Regions from separate parts of the Homo sapiens genome. Here region 2 is linked to region 1. Evidence: chromatin contacts called from ENCODE Hi-C or POLR2A ChIA-PET data. All regions are on one chromosome and are shown on one strand. Each heading gives the region's core, a stretch centred on a gene start or an enhancer-like site at or near the end of the contact. The rest is flanking DNA. Distances are from core to core; before and after follow the strand shown.

Region 1 (6,062 bases), core at 1,103-3,602:
GTCTTGAGGCAGAATGTCTTCTTCTTTGGAAAACTTCAGTTTTTGCTCTTTTTTATTTAATATTATACTTTAAGTTTTAGGGTACACGTGCACAATGTGCAGATTTGTTACATATGTATACATGTGCCATGTTGGTGTGCTGCACCTATTAACTTGTCATTTAACATTAGGTATATCTCCTAATGCTATCCCTCCCCCCTCCCCCCACCCCACAACAGGCCCCGGTGTGTGATATTCCCCTTCCTGTGTCCATGTGTTCTCATTGTTCAATTCCTACCTATGAGTGAGAACATGTGGTGTTTGGTTTTTTAGGGCCTTCAGATGATTGGATGAGACCCAACCACGTTATGCACGGTAGTCTCCTTTACTTAAAGTCAACTGATTATAGATGTTACCCATGATCTGACAATGCCTCACTCCATGTTTGATTAAATAACTGGGTCCTATAGCCTCACCAAGCTGACACATAAAATTAACCATCACAGCAAGATTATATCCAAAATTCAGGTTGACTAAAAATACAAAAGATTCAGCTGTTCTAGTTCCCAGTGTGTATCTTACTATTTATTGAAACAGGTGGAGGAGGGAAGAATGTGAGAGAGAGAGTGAGTTTGTGTATGGAAGACACTAGTTGAGGAGACAATGCGTAGTGAGAACATAAAGCAGAGAACAGTGGAAATCTAGAATATCACTGGCCCAGGAACCAGAGCACCTGGTTTCTGCATTCCCCATTTGTTAGTTATTGTAATTTGGTCACCAGTAACACAATTTATCTGACGCTAAATGGAAATATCTATAACTGTTTCATACACATCAAAAGATAATTTTTCAAGTCAAATTAGATGAGATGTGTGAGTTATTTTACAAAATAAACATCTTTATATTTACACATATATTATTACCACTATCAAGACTATATAAACGGAAGTCTAGGTTACTTCAGTAGAGATGGAGTTGAGTGAACATGTGAACTCAAGAGATATGTTACATTCAACATTTAGAACAGATTGTCACCAAATGCCACTGTCACCAATGCTGCCCACTGTTCCCTCAGCTTTATTTATTGAAGCTGCATGATTAGAGATCACTGTTCTCATTACAAAGCATCAATATCCACTTTAAATTAAAACTATGAGCTGAGTGAATATGCATTGCATCTACCAGGCTATGGTGATCAATATGGAATTAACATCTATAAGTTCAAATGAGACTTAGAGTTAGTCTCTGAGTGAAGATTTAGCAACAAAGATTGCTGAGTGTTTAATCAAAAGGTGATTCATAGTTTTAATCCTACATTATTAGTCCTTCTTCTAGCTTTAGGAATGTTTTAGTAATCAAAATGTCAACATGGAAGACAAATAATTTGAAAGTCTTGAGTTATTGGAGGTTCACAAATTAAACAAGCAAACTACATTTAAGCATAATTAATAGCATATATAGCATTGTGATTAATGAGTTGCAGGAACAGCAAGAAAAATACTTTCTTTTTTCCCAATAAAAAGAGAAATATCTATGTGTACATACTATTCAAAGTATTTATGGATCATTACTACGAAAATGGGAAAAAAGCTTCCAAGCCCAAGTGAAGTGCACCAGCAATAGGGATTAAAATCCATACAAACCTGAAATAACACAAATAAAATCTGAGTTAAAATACATGAAAATACATATACTAGCCAGTAAGTAAGTTTGCTTTTACCAGCAAAAGGATTACGTCTTCATAATAGTCCTTTAATAGCTGAATTTCTAGTACATTTAAATATTTATTTACAGATTATCATCTCTCTGGTATAAAAGCTAGAAGATATCTGAGGTAGTATATAAGAGTTGGAAGTCTTAATTAAAGTTTTATAACAGAATAAAGATAAAGCATGTCTAAAACTGAAATGCAAAATAATGAAGAAAATATTTAAATTGTACTCAAAATTGCCAAAGCATTTTCACTGGGAATGAAGAGTAAAGTGAACTTCATGTACATATACTGATCCAATAGAAATCTTCCTTAACTTGAATTCTCCAAAAAAGCAGCCTCAGGAGAAGGATTTGTGGATAGGCACTTTTATTTTGGGAAATTCCTCCAGGAAGCAACTAGCAATGGGCGCTGGAGAAAGCAAAACAGGAAAGGAGGAAAAATATTATTGAACTGAATATGACTGTGGAAATGGGGGCTCAGTGCTACCGGGGACCCTCTGAGAAACCGTATAGAATTCACCCCAGAATTGTCCTCCTGAGATCAGTCTAGAGGGCAGTATTTCATCATGGTTCCAACTTCCCACTCGTCAAAGGTCTATTGAAGCCATGGATTCCAGACACTTCCAGTGGGGCACATGCCCGGCCTTTTATTCTGCAGCTGCACAGAAGCCTGGGGCAAAAAGCAAAGGAAACAAGACAGCTGATGTGGGACATTATCAGGCTCACCGGCTCCTGGCTTCAAGGCAGGGCAATGGCCAATAGGTGAGCTGCCAGAGGATGAGATCATGCAATGTCTCTAAGGGGTTGGCCTTCTTCAAATATCGCTGGCACAGCATAAAGCCAACCTGGATGGCAACATGTTTTTAGAAGAAGCTTTTTTCAGAGAGATCTGCCCCAACATTTTAGCAGAGTTAGGTAAATAGACTCATGGAACTTTGGATCCAGAAGTTATCTTGGAATACTTCTGGTCAAGACATATGCTTTTATGTATTAAGAAAGAGAGGCCCTAGATATTTTAAAACCAAATGATCCGGAGCAGGATGAAGTATAAGGTTTTTGTTTTTTCCCCCCTAATCCAGAGCTTCTCTCTTTTTATTGCATATTTGAGATTCATTTGTGTGTTTCTCTACAAATATTGAATGCCTTCTGGATACTTTTGCAGGCACTATGCTAGATGCTGGGGACACAGTGGTAGAAACCAGACAAGGTCCCTGCAATGAAAGAAAACATGGGGAGGGGAAGGGGGAAAAGAGAGAAAGAAGAAAGGAAGGCAAATTTATAGTTACAACTGATGTTAAATGCTTTGAAGGAAAAATCCATGGTGCTAATTTGTGACACAATTACCTAATAATCACTGAACAAGCCTTACTCATTGGATTCCACTACCAAGTTCTGTTTATCTGTCTCGTTAGAATAATGTCATTAGTTTTTTTTATTTTAGTTTTTTCGCTTTTTGTTTTTGCTTTTGTAGCATATGCAAGTCCTTCTAACAAAGCCCACAAAGAAACAAAAAATATAAATCAGTTTTGCCTCAGGATAGCAGAGCCTGTAATACATTTTATTTTCATTTTCCTCCATCTTGTAACTTCTCTTTCCTCCACTTTTATACTATTATACTTTCTTCTTTTCCTCCCGCCTCCCTGACCATTGGTTTCGTTTTTCAACATTTGTTTCTTCTTCATCATTTCAATGTTGTATTTTCCTGGGCAGGTTGTGTTGCTTTTTTCTCCTCCTTTTATCTTCTTCTTAGGCAGCCTTATTCATTCCCCATGACGAACCACACACAAAGTTTCACTGTTGTATATCTGTGGTCTAGATCTCTCCTCTGAGCACCAGGCCTTGTATCCCACTTCTCTCTGGATACTTTCACTTGGATATTTCAAAAGCAATAGGTCAAAATGAAACACACAGTTTTCCTTCTATCCTGGCCTTCTTCCTCAGCAACACTCTCCTTCGCCATTGAAGGGCATCTCAGGACACCAATGCACAAGTCAGTTGCCAGGGGCATTCTGCACATGCCTTCTCTTAAACTCCTCCATATCCATTCCATAATAGAAAAACATTTATTGACACCTTTCTGTTCTTTTCTTTCCTCTACCGACATCCCAGTCCAAGCTCTCATCCTCTCTGTCTTAGACTACTGCAGCAACCTCCTATCAAAGGTAGCCATTCACATTCAATGTGGTTTTCCATACCATATCCAGATTGCTCTTTCCAAAATGAAAATTCTAGCTATATTCACCACTTGTGTCTTTTCCCCCTTCTCCTCAGTAAAATGTCAGTGACTTCCACTGCATTCAAGTGAAGGCCAAATTCCTTCAAGTGGCCACAAGATACTACCTAGTCTGGCATAGGGAAGCTAGGAATATACTCAACTTTGTTTAATAGTGTTTGGTTATAATGCAGTCAAAACAAACATTCTCTGCTTTCCTCACATAAAAGACATAATGCATGGATTCCTAGAGGTCTTGTCACAATTATAAATATGAGTAAGCAAATTTTATATCTTTTTCAAAAGATCAAATCTCTCCAACAGCTTCTGGTTTCAATATTTGTTTCTCTCTCAAGAGCAAAAAGAAACCCATTAGTAGCCACATGCTCAGAATATTCAATGGTATTAATTATATCCTATTTAAATGGAAAGTAAAATAATCACAAGAATCCTGGAGCCATAATTAGTGAAGACTAAGTTTCTGGTTGTTGCAGACCTGTAGAATCGGAGAGGAAAGTGTGGTGGGGAGAGATGAGGAAAGAAAGAAGAAGGAAAAGTTGTAGAAAGAAAAAAACAAGGTAATGAATAATCTGGTCAAGATTTCAATCCACTAGCAGCATTGGACATACCAGATCTTGATGGCAACATTGGACAAGGTTCCCCTCCAGAGATAAGGCCTATGTCCTGAAAAAGGGAAAGACTAGGAGCCCAGTTCATTCACTATCTTCTTAATTTTTCACAAAGCCAGTCCACAGTGTGACAATTTTCAGGTCGTGATAAAAGTTGCCATTGGGCTTGGCATGGTAGCTCATGCCTGTAACCCCAGCACTCTGGGAGGCCGAGATGGAGAGATGATTTGAGGTCAGGAGTTCAAGACCAGCCTAGCCAACATGGTGAAAACCCGTTTTTATTAAAAAAATAAATAAATAAAAATTAGCCCAGTGTGGTGGTGTGCACCTGCAGTCCTAGCTACTCAGGAGGCTGTGGCAGAAGAGTCTCTTGAACCCAGGAGGCAGAGGTTGTAGTGAGCCAAGATCATACCACTGCACTCCAGCCTGGGGGACAGAGCAAGACTCTGTTTCAAAGATAAAAATTTAAAAAAATATATTAATTAAAAATAAAAAATAAAAGTTTCTGTTGTACTCCTGAAATAATAAGACTCTTATAGACATTAATATGAAAGAAAGAAATATAAGAAGGAAAGGAACAAGCCTTATTTAAGAAAAAAAATTCTGCATACACCTAAAATACATGCCTCAAAAAAGATTGCTTTCTTCCTACTTTTTCTCTTTCAAAATTTCAAAGGCAGGACAAGTTCCCATAACAATAAGAAATAGTTTTTTAAAAAACTACAATATAAATATGTATTTTGTGGTCTATGCTAAAATCTGCTTTTTGAGTCATGCTTCATGGTGACTGCTTTAGAAATGTCAGTCCACAACAGATTCAAACTTTATCACTCAAACTTTCCTCTATTGCACAAGACTGAAGTGGTATTCGTAGATCCATTTTTATTTCTTTTACTAAACTACTGCTGATTGCTTCTACAATTTAAAAAATTCCAAATATGAATGAATATTTAGTATCTTTTTCCCTTTTGAGTGATCAATGTGAAAAAAATACAAAATTTAAAACAAACAAAATGGACTTTTCTCAACACCAAGAAGAAGTCTCCGGAATTATCTTTAACATATAAACATCAATAGAAAGATTTAGAAAGGTAATTCTGTTGATCTCCTTAGGCTGAAGTGAAGACATTAATTATTTTACAAATGACAAATCATCTTGATTGATTTCCTCAACCAATTAAATTTATTAGCTCACTTTCCCATATTCCACCTGATTCTCTCTCTAGAACAAAAACTTTTAACTAAATGAAGGAACTGTCAAAAAGAAAAGTGAGAATATGCTGCGTTCATAAGTACTTAATACATGCTGACTAGCTATAGTTTTATCTATTGTGTGTTCTATATGTATTGTGTGTTTTCAAAGTTGCATTTTACATTATTGAATGAAGGTTGGCTTGAATGACTAGGGAAGAATGTATGAATTAGATCCAGAGTAAAGCAGAGCAAACAGCCATCCATCAATAGATGATCTATGGGAAATGGACCTCTCCATTTTGCTACTATCTATAATATTTTGATTCATTCTAATC
Region 2 (6,062 bases), core at 1,070-3,569, 380 kb after region 1:
GCTTGGGCAGGAGGCAGGGGGGAAGCAAGTACCAGCCACTGAAGCGTATCTAAGCAGGGTAACAATAGCATCTCCTACAGGGGATATATTTCTGGCCTTTTTTATGGTATTTTCTCATCATTTTTGCAAATAGGTCTTGTTATGCTAAATAGTTCTAGCATTTTATACCAGCTGTGTTAAATGAGACAGCAGAAAGAGCAACAGTGTGGAAAAAGAAAGATTTGTCTCTAATCAGAGTTGTGCAGCTTAATTCAGGTCAGACAACAAATGAAAGGGGGTCACTGGGAAACTTTTTCGCTCCTAAAATATAGCCATTAAGAAATATACACCGGAGGTACCTAGGTAAAGCTGAGGCACTCAGGGCGCCTGGGGAGCAGTGGTTTCCTCAGCAAGCCCAAGTGGGAGAAGGGTAGGGGGAGCAGCTTGGGCAGAAGAGAAGGTGAGTGTGACAGAGCTGTCAACTGAGGTCCCAGAGAAAGGCAAAGGTAAGAGAAGTCATGCCCATGCCCAAGAGAGAATGAGAAGGGAAGGAAGGGGAAGAAAAAGTGGTACTTATAACCCGAGAGGAAGGATGAATACAAGAATATACCCAAACAGTGTGCAATCATAGGCATGTCCTAACTCTATCTCCTGATAAAGAATGCCTCTGATTTTTCCCACCAAACTTTTCTCTGTTTCTCATATCCGACATGGCCCACTTTTTTCCTTATAAATTGTTTACATTTGAAAAAGCTCAATCATGAAACAGAAGATGGTAAAACTTCTGTTTATTTGATGGTTATTACTAACACTTCAGCTGGAGCTTCCTGAAACATTATTGCTCTTGGTTGCATTGAGGGAGGAGTTGGTATTTGTCAAAAATTATATTTGACTTTGGTTGCCCAGAAGAAATTCTGAAGCTTCCAAATGCACGGGAGGCTTTACAGAGGTGCTCAGTGAGGAAGCGGAATCTGGAGTTTATACCATACAGAACGCCCAGCCTTGCCTCCCCCAGCATGGATGGATGATCATTGCCAATCCTCATTTGTGTTTCTGACATTAATTAATTTTGGCTTTTTTAGCATATATGAAAAAAGATTGGAGATTCTCATGAATAAAACACTACAGTGGCAATACTATTTCAACCAGAATTCCGTCTCCTTCCATCATTCTCAAGCATAGATTACCACTTTTTAAAACTATTCCAACTAGGAAATATTTATGTTTGATAAAACTAAAATGTAAACATGGGTTTAAGGTGCTTGCCTAGCTTGCTTTCCTATAACAAAATATCTGCTGGTTTTCAAAGTTATATTGAAACAGTATGTTAAATTCAGTTCTGACAGCATATAAAGATACTGGCTTTCCTAGACACATAAGCAAAGTCTTTTTATGAGCTCATAAAGGCTAGACTTAAGGAATATTTAAGTAGTGGATAATTCATAGAACAATACGATATCTTTAGTCACTCAGCTAACATAGAGGGCAACCACAATTTATTCTTCTTAGAACTTCCTCTCATGTTTTATATTCTTAGGAGGTGAAAGGTATTTAGAAAAGACCTAAATACATTTTTTTATTATTATTGAACTATCAAAGATGTGCTCTCTTTGGGACTCCCTCCACTTCCTCATTCTGTGTATGTTAACCCACTTCAGAGACCATGGTGAAATGGACCCAAAACACCAACTTACTATTTGCATTATAAATGGAGACACAAAAGAATATTTTAAAACTTTTGGTTGATCTGGCATATCAAAGATTTCTTTCTCAGCTTACTTCAGTGAGTGCATTGAAGTAAACTGAAAGCAATAGCTTAAAAGTGGCTTTAAAAAGTCATAAAAAAAAAAAAACCGGCTATTTCCATGGAAATTTTCAGTTTACTCTCCGACCCCCCTCCCTTTCAGAATCGCTTCTTTCTTACCCTCCTCTTTATTTGCAGGACTCAACAAGGAGGAACTCTGGAGTTTTCTGAATTCAAGTATTAAGCTAGCTCTCACTGGAGTGCAATCCATTTTCCTTGCCTTGTCAAATTTGCACTCAAACTTCCAGCAAACTGCCTGACTCTCCTTTTCCCCCCCTCCCTGAGCTAATTACCAACACGCAGCTTGGACTCTAACCAAGCACTTCGCCATGTCGGCCATTTTCCTCTGCTTTATAAAGTTTGCAGGAAAATTACAAATCAATAGAGTGCTTACCTGAGAGTTCATAGAAGTGAGGCTGATGAAATTTAAACAAGTCGCCAGATCTCAACAATCGATACAGCTTTTCTTCCCCTTCGACCTTCATAGGTCTGCTGTTTTTATTTTCCGTTTTCAAGATGGAGGCCAGGGTCTTCCTAAGAATCATGGGAAACTTGAAATGGGCCACAGGTGAATGGCATTTCAAAGCTATTAAATAACCGCTGAACATGGGCTCCTGTGAATTGAGCCTGGGAACAGTCTCAGGTTGCCACGTTACTAGCAGTGCCGTGTAAGAACCAGGACACATTTTTAGCATTAGCTGGGGGGAGTTAAGAACTCTTCATGAAATCAGAGAATTAAAAAGTGTAGGCCAGACGCAGTGGCTCACGCCTGTAATCTCAACACTTTGAGAGGCCGAGGCCAGCAGATTACTTGAGGTCAAGAGTTTGAGACCAGCCTGGCCAACATGGTGAAAGCCTGTCTCTACTAAAAATACAAAAATTAGCTGGGCGTGGCGGCAGGTGCCTGTAATGCCAGCTGCTCAGGAGGCTGAGGCAGGAGAATTGCTTGAACTCAGCAGGCAGAGGTTACAGCGAGCCGAGATGGCACAACTGCACTCCAGTCTGGGTGCCAGAGGGAGACTCCATCTCAAAAAAAGTGTAAAATGTTCACAGAATATGAGCTTTTATTATGAGAACATGATGGGGAGGGCATTGTACTTTAGTCACTAAATTCTTAGAAGTAAAATACACACTACTACTACATTTGTCTAGGCAATAAGTTTTCTCTAATATGAAAAAGTTATGCCCATATTTGACTATTTATCATTTCAAAGTATCGTTTTCACCATGTCCTCTTTGGAGACGATATCCTATCTGCCTCTCATTTTACAGTGTTTGAATATTTAAGCTAATTTTATATAATATCTGACGTGTCTACCTACAAAAGTATCCTGAATTTTGCTTTTTTTCATATTTTATCATACTTTATACTGATCAAAAAATAGTTCATGTGGGAAAAGGTATCTGCCTCTCTGTTTACCCAAATAGATATTAATAGTGTTGATAGACTCTTACTACAGTCCTGTCATAATTTTTTTTTTTAAAACTTCTCATCTTTCTTTGAAATGGCAAAACTTCTTGAATATAAAGAGTTGAGGATGTAGAACTCTGGTTATAATTTCACAACCTATTTCAGTATTACTCTTTGGAAATACATACAATCTCAACACCAAACTTTGAAACACCATCCCTCCACACACCCCAACCTCCAAAAATAGAAAGAAAGAAAAGAAAAATAGTACAATCTCTTCACAGATTCAGTAAAATAATATTAGCATTAAATTTTGGATAACACTGATGAAGAGAGATGCTAACACTGACATTTAACAATATGGAGCTTATTAGACCAGAGGTACATTTCTCCCTCATTAAGTTAAGAAATATAGTATGTAATCATTTTAGTTTTACAACAAAATCCATTTCTTTAATGTGGTTAGATTTCTTGATTTGGGTTTGCAAAGTTACTATCTACTCCTGAACTGTAATGCAAAATTTGCTTTCTAGTTAAGCCTAGAATACTTAAAGTTATCTCTCAAATTGTTTTAGCATAATGTTTTAACAAATCTGACCCTTGGAAAGACATCCAAGTGTCACTAAATATCTCACCTAGCTAAATTGAGGCCATAATATGAATGTCAACTTTGAATTCTAAATGCGTTTATTCATTGTCTATCAATTTGCCAACCTTTCCAAAGTGTAAGTTTATAAAAATCATAGAAATTGATATTTTCTTGGGGCTGCCTAAAGCCTCAAATTATATTTGTCAATGACTCATTCTAGAGGAGAACTTTAGTAATGTTCTATTATTGCCTCATATTCCTGTGCCCGTGTTAGAAACACCTCAGTATCTTTGCCTTTCTGCCACCACCTCCTACCTACTTCCTCCCGAGTTATGAGACTCAAGGCCATGTTATAATGACCTCGGCTGTCATTTCACTAAGATTTTTCCAATATCACCACTAAGTCCTCCTAAAAACACACCTCCCTTAAATCGTCCATCTAAACTTCTCAGGGGAAGCCTGCCCAAAAATAAAAAGAAAACAAACAGAAATCCATAATAATGTAAAGGAAGCCAGCAGCTTTATATTGGAACAACCCTGTTCTAAGGTTAACCCCAGCTGGAATTTCTGCAAATTGTCCATTTACATGACCATTCACTGAGGTCGTAAATGATGTTGAATACTGAAGGCTTCCTGCCAGTTTTAAAAAATAATTATGACAGGAATATAATAAGAATCTATCAACACTATTAAGATCTATTTGGTTAAGCAGTTTAATTGACTCTGCAAATTAAAGAAAAGGAAAAAAAAAGAATAAAAATCCCTGTCACTGTTAAAAGCAAATAACAAGAAGCAAAGTAAGCTATTGACTTGCCAGGGAAATGAGGTTTCTCAGGAATTATCTCTGTATTAGTTTTTAGGATAAGAAATTTAAAAATATAGAGTTACTACAAGTTAGCATTTTACTTAATCTCTTTACTGCTGTGAGACCAAGGCACTGCCAAACACAAAAACTTATTTTAAAAAGAATTGAAAACATTTATTTTCCTTTTGAGAAGAAAAACTTCTTAATCAGACTTCTTACTCAGTATAATTTAAGAGTTTATTTGGCATAACTTACTAAGATTCATGTAAATCAGAAGTCAAAATGTCACTTAGAAATCTTTGTATTTAAAGGAACTTGTTCCGCGAATACAGAGGTTCTAGAAAATGTTGGTCTGTGAAATTTTATACATATAAACATGATGGAAGAAAAAGAAATTAGAAAAAGATTCACTCCTCCCCATCCCTTCACCCAGGGGAAGAAAACCTATGTTATGAATGGAGACATTTAGTGAGATGGGTATTAACAGACAAGTGCTAAACCCTATGAAATATAACAAGGAGAGTCCGATTCTAATGATAAACATGCTATTGTTCATTTCTAACTGTCTGAAATAATCCTGGGTTTTACTTAAATTGTGCCAAAAACTTACTTAAATTGTGTACCAAAAATTTCATAAAGCAACAAAATCTAGAACAGTCCATCTTGCAAGAATGAACGGCTGCTTTTAGTGTGCCTGATAAAAATGGTGTCCCCTCCCCCTCCTCAGGTGCAAACACACAAGAGCAGGTTTTCCTGTTATTCTGATGCATGCCTTTCTTCCCATATTAACAATAAAAGTTTGGTATGCTATCTGCCTGCAGAAGTTACTTCCTGAGCACAAGGGTGTCTTATCTGTTGAGAAATTCTGATACCAGGTAGACCGTTGTTTATGTGAAAAGGCATCTTCCTTAGGCAAATAACTGAGTGCTTTAAGAACGATAAATGAGCAAGTTTTCTGTGCAAATATACAAAACACCCCACTAATATCAAATGGCTTTTTCTTGGACAGACTACTATGCATTCCTAAGATGGACATGTCTACATGTAACCTTGTCACATGGCTGTGTTTCCAAAGCTCCCCAGCAATCATCCAGGCCCATCTAACCTCTATATGGTTTGCATCTGCTCAGTTTCCACAATCTAGCCAAGAAAATCCAAAAGGCTAATTGCTGTTCCCTAAACACTTCTTACTTTCTCCCACTTTTCACCCAAGGGCAGTACTAGGAAAACAAGAATAAGAATAATACAATCCAGGCCATTCACCTTTGCTCTTTCAAACCTGCCTCAGCCAGGACTGAAAGCCAGCCTGTTCTGCCTACCTGCCCCCAAACCAGCTTGCTGGCCCATGCTAACTCACCACCACCCTGTTCCTGCTCCTATAAAGGAGTCAACCAGATAACTCATTTAGGTTCATGTGTTAACACATTACTGGTCTACACTTCCGGGTAACTTGTCCAAATTTAAATTTACAAAT

The links. Hi-C counts contacts between places; a loop is a spot of excess contacts on that map. ChIA-PET counts read pairs that join two places held with the same protein, here RNA polymerase II (POLR2A).
Region 2: a loop to region 1 is called in a map of PC-3, with 3 times the contacts of the local background. The contact joins the promoter of TEX41 here to the enhancer-like site in region 1. A Hi-C loop is called at or near these places in 1 of 168 maps with a recorded cell type or tissue (PC-3). POLR2A ChIA-PET finds 5 or more read pairs at or near these places in 2 of 52 experiments (K562 and OCI-LY7).

Annotation. Positions count from the first base shown.
Region 1 is chr2:145,039,926-145,045,987 of GRCh38, reverse strand. The region is part of intron 3 of TEX41 (testis expressed 41); the gene reads right to left. All of the region lies in intron 3 of LOC100505498 (a long non-coding RNA gene), which reads right to left. Among named protein-coding and RNA genes, the nearest start is that of LINC01966, 160 kb to the right of the region's middle. Within about 2 kb of position 2,352, at least 2 of the 41 ENCODE cell types and tissues checked have a DNase peak (open chromatin) inside an H3K27ac peak, as active enhancers do.
Region 2 is chr2:144,664,224-144,670,285 of GRCh38, reverse strand. TEX41 (testis expressed 41) reads right to left here and starts at 2,319. Exons shown (of 5, transcript NR_033870.2): 1 at 2,178-2,319.